2 separate regions of the Homo sapiens genome follow, and region 2 is linked to region 1. Evidence: read pairs that join two places in POLR2A ChIA-PET (ENCODE). Cell type or tissue: OCI-LY7. All regions are shown on one strand.

Region 1 (2,500 bases):
TTTATTTGAAAAAAAGAGAACAGTAATTTAAAATACTCAACCTTTTAAAGTAACGTAAGTGATTTGTGTTTTGTCTTGGTCCCTTTGTTGCTCCTTTTTAAAATTCATTGTAGTATGTTGTCAGTCCTTTCTTCCTTTTTACATTTTCCATCAAACATTTTTAAAAGTAATAATGATTACATACACTCATTATAAAACAAAAGACCAAAGGCTTTCCTCTTCCCAATCTCCTCCATCTCAATCCCCAGAGGAACACTGTTCTCTGCTTATTGTATATCTTTCTACAACAGTGCTGTCCAATAGAAATATAATATGAACTGCATATATTATTTTAACTTTTCTAGTAGCCACATTTAAAAAGGAAAAAGGAAAAGGTGAAGATAATTCTAATACTACTTTTTATTTACCCCAATATATCCAAAATACTATCATTTCAACAATTCTTTTTAAAATTATTTTTAGTTTTACACTTAAATTAATTAAAACTAAATACAATTAAAAATTCAGTTCCGGCCAGGCGCAGTGGCTCACGCCTGTAATCCCAGCACTTTGGGAGGCCGAGGTGGGTGGATCACTTGAGATTAGGAGTTCGAGACCAGCCTGGCCAACACAGTGAAACCCCGTTTCTACTAAAAATACAAAAATTAGCTGGGCGTGGTGGCACATGCCTGTGATCCCAGCTACTTGGAAGGCTGAGGCAGTAGAATCACTTGAACCCAGGAGGCGCAGGCTGCAGTGAGCAGAGATCATGCCACTGCACTCCAGCCCGGGCAACAGAGTGAGACTTCGTCTCAAAAATAAATAAATAAATAAATAAATAAAATTTAAAAAACCCAGCTGCCAGAAAGCAAAATTAAAGCTTGAAAGAAGGCACTGCTCAAAGCTAGCACTGGACCTGTGGAAATCCTCATAGGCTAATCTTGGGTAAGACAGGCAAACTTGCAGAATTCAGTTACAAGGGTAATAGCTATAAGTCAACCTCTTGAGAAAGGTCAGCCTAAGCCCCACAATTATTTAAAGATGATTTATTTTAAAAGGTAAGGTCAAGAAATTTATTCAGCCCATCAGGATAGGAAGGAAGCTGAGGTTAGACACCTGTGAGCTCACAGATATAGGTCTTCAGGCAGCACCAGGAAGCTTTCATAAGTTTGCTTGTGGGGCAGAAGGTAGGCGTTGTTCAACATAATTTAGGCTGATAAATTTCAACAGGTCTGCTCCTGTTGACCTAATTTCATTATGTGAGCAGCTGATGCCAGGGAAGAGCTCTAACGCTGTAGTTTTAACCACACATGTTAATATCACAACATGTTTTCTTTTCCATAAAACTAAGAGGCTACGAAAGCTTGCCCATAGAGCCTTGGGTGTACTTTCTCCACTTTTACACATGGTCCTATGTCTGGGCCAGTAACCATTTACTGCAGACTAACAGCAGCAAAATAACCAAGTGGGTGGCCACGTCCTTCAGAACTAAGAGATGGCTGTTCTGGCAGAAAGCAGCAAGTAGAGTTGGGCCTATGCAGAGGCAAAGTTCTCGGCTGCCAACACATTGCAATTTGAGAAGCATCCCGAAGCCCCACCTCTCCCAAAATATCTCTTTCACCAGCCTGCTAAGGCAAGGTCCTCTCCTCCTATCCCGCTTGAAATTCCAGCCATCAGATTTACTGCTTTTGTAGTTATGCTAGGGAATCATTTTGATGATGGCATGAAATATGCATGTTTCTTGGGAAGACCAAAAAAAAAAAAAACTAAAATAGAAATCTCTCCTATTGGAGAGATCTGGTCACTTGATCTGGTCTCTTGATTATCAAAATAATTACTACCTTGGAAAACTAAGTCTACAATCCTATTAGAATAGAAAAGAGGTAGGTTTTGATTGATCCAAGAAGCAGTCCTTTGCCATAACAATTTATAACATGATCACAGAAACTAGTATTCAAATAATGCTATTAAAAAAATGTTATATTCATCTCTAACTTTTCACCTCTCTAAATTCTCTTCTTTTTGAGTTTCCCATCCTGTGTTAGAACTCTGAACTAAATAAAATAAATTCTCATCATCTTCTGAATTAACATTTTGTGTAGTTGTTGCTAAGAATGGCATCAAATTTTAAAGAACAAATTAAAAAGACCTACCTGGGTAAGGAAAACGTACTAGTAAATGGCCAGGGGAAACTTGAGGATACTAAGTGCTGAGCGCGTAAACAGAAGGGTAGGAAAGATAGCAGGATTAACATAGAAACAAAAAAAGTCACAGATGTTCACCCACCCACATTTCTTCAAAGGGAGCCATACATACAATATTCTGGGTTCTTTGCAGCTATCTGCTATACACTAATGATCCTACCTGGTAGAGCCTGATGATATGGGGGTGGCAAAGCATCTTCATAATTTGAACTTCCCGGAAAATCTTCTTCAAGTTTTCTTCATCCAGCTGGGTCTTATCTATGATCTTGATAGCAACCTGACAACAGAGGGAAAAAAATTACTCTGATGCATTATTA
Region 2 (2,500 bases), 1.5 Mb before region 1:
CTGTGGAGTAGCTGGGATTACAGGCACACGCCACCATGCCCAGCTAATTTTTGTATTTTTAGTAGAAATGGGGTTTCACCATGTTGGCCAGGCTGGCCTCAAACTCCTGGCTTCATGATCCACCCGCCTCGGACTCCCAAAGTGCTGGGATTACAGGTGTGAGCCACCACACCCGGCTCCAGTTCAGTTCTTAACCATTATGCTAAAATTAATCTCAAGCTGATTTCCACCATCAGTCTCATGATATCACACTCATAAGGAATAATTCCTTATGCAAATACTGCTTAAATAAGTATATACACACACACACAAAGCATACAATTGTTAATCTGTTAACTAAGGCAAATGCTGCCTTAAAATGAAGCCCTCTTCTAGAACCATTTGCTTATTTTTTGTTACATCAATTATATTTAGCCCAATGGACTTTTATTTTCATGAAAGTAGATAATTGCGGAGTAGAAAAAAAACACCCAACACTTCAACTATGTAAAGAACATCAATATGATATTTTTACTAATTCAGGGAGCCCTAGTTATCTTAATATTCATCATTTAAGCCCCCATAGTTAGAAGGCCAAAGTCATCATAAAAGTAACACAGAAACCACTTAAAAAATTAATCCCCACCCAAATTAACACAACAGTCTATCTCTGTCCACAGAGTTATATTCTTTGTAGGTCTCTGGACGATTCTATACCACATATACAAAGAAAACAGACTGCAATATAGAAGTGCAACTCTTAAAAAAAAATAATAAATAATAAATTTGTAAATCTCATCAAAGGAACAGAATTTGGTAAAATCAATGAAAGTGATGATAAGACAGCTTGAATAACAAGCCAAATCATGAGCCAAAGAGTTTCTAGTAAAGTTAGACCAAAGAACCACTAGAACGGAAAAGTCACAAGAATAAATTCAGGCTAAACACTTACAATAAAGGGAAGGACACTGTGGCATTTGTCATCCAACTTGTCAGAAAAATTGCCCTGGAAAACAATCAACACTTCATTCTTGCTCATTCTAAGAATTGGCACATAGATGCAATTATAGTTTAAATGTTGTTAAATATAAAAGGTATTCCTCATTATTAGTTTCACTTCCACAATGAAGTTCAAGCAAATCTCTTTTTCTCTATTTACTGTGAAATTCCGGTGCCTGATTTAAGTAGATTCACTTAGGTGACCTTTTCTAGGCATCAATTATCCCCTAATAAGGAGGATCAGCATTTTAAAAGGATCTACGACTTTAGACTTGGATGAGGAAGAACTAGCATATATATCTTCTAGCAGAGTGGTCTAATGAGGGAAGAGTTTTGAGCTTGAAAAATTGGTTTCAAATCCCAGTTAAAATATGGAGTGGTTGCAGTGACTTTGGGAAAATCTCTTAACCTCTGACAGTTTTCATACCTGGAAAGTGAACTATTCCCTACCTCATAGTACTATTATGAGATAACACATGAGAGCAAACGAAGTAACACATATGAGAGCAATTTCTAATCTATAAATGGCTAACCAAATGTTGGCTATTCTTAAATTCATCACCCTTTCTCTATATAACTGACAGTTAATTTCACCAAGTGGTCATCATTCATATATTATATACTGATTATTTGTTGCACCTGTTAGATCCTATGGCCGGTAGCTAAAACCTAAAAAAAGAGATGTTTTAAAGAGTCTGCTTGAGTTACAAGTTTTCAAAAGTTAAGAGAAGACATATGCAAGGCAAATAAGGAATATGACAGAACAGTTATAAAGACAAGGAACGATTAAAATTTTTAAAAAGACTGATTCTGGACAGGCCCAGTGGCTCACATCTGTAATCCCAGCACTTTGGGAGGCCAAGGCACGTGGATCACCTGAGGTCAGGAGTTCGAGACCAGCCTGGCCAACATGCAAAACCCAGTCTCTATTAAAAATACAACATTTAGCCAGACATGGTGATGTGCACCTGTAGTTCCAGCTACTCAAGGGGCTGAGGCAGGAGAATCACTTGAACCTGGGAGGCAGAGCTGAGATTGCTCCACTGCACTCCAGCTCAGGCAACAGAGTGAGACTGTCTCCAAAAAAAAAAAAAAAAAAAAAAAAAAAAAGACTTTGATTCTAAGTGGGATAATCAAAGTAGCCTTCCTGGAAGAAGCTGCATGAAAGAAAAGGCCAAGGTGATCTTAGGGTAGAAAGACCTTATATCTGCCTCACTGTAGTTGGTGCATCCTACTCCTTTTGTGTTCATACAAAAGGAAAACCGAAAACAAACAATGGTAAGAAAACACCACAAGGCTTGTGAAAACTTCAATTCATTATTATCTACTGTACCAGCTGCCATGTCTGGCATGCAGTTTAAATACTGTAGTGGCATAGCTCTTCCGCTGATAATGCCAAGTCAAACCATTAATATACAACTCCACAGAAGACACTGACAGAAAATTTTAGCTCCAGGTCATGCATTTATGAAAAGATAATCAAAGACATATTTTTGTGAAAAGCAGGAATCATATTCAAAGC

Evidence for each region. Peaks named below come from ENCODE experiments on the same cell type or tissue, not always from the same donor. Only the 100,000 strongest peaks of a DNase experiment are listed, where the experiment ranks them.
Region 2: POLR2A ChIA-PET joins it to region 1 with 5 read pairs; 2 of 35 experiments call an interaction of 5 or more read pairs at or near these places.

The regions. Positions count from the first base shown.
Region 1 is chr11:116,954,605-116,957,104 of GRCh38, forward strand. SIK3 (SIK family kinase 3) reads right to left here. Exons shown (of 25, transcript NM_001366686.3): 2 at 2,344-2,460. Among named protein-coding and RNA genes, the nearest start is that of APOA1, 120 kb to the left of the region's middle. In OCI-LY7, no CTCF peak of the experiment used is centred here; a DNase peak (open chromatin) is centred at 1,107; H3K4me3 peaks cover 1,382 bases; H3K27ac peaks cover 2,500 bases.
Region 2 is chr11:115,413,765-115,416,264 of GRCh38, forward strand. The region is part of intron 1 of CADM1 (cell adhesion molecule 1); the gene reads right to left. Among named protein-coding and RNA genes, the nearest start is that of CADM1-AS1, 18 kb to the left of the region's middle. In OCI-LY7, no CTCF peak of the experiment used is centred here; no DNase peak of the experiment used is centred here.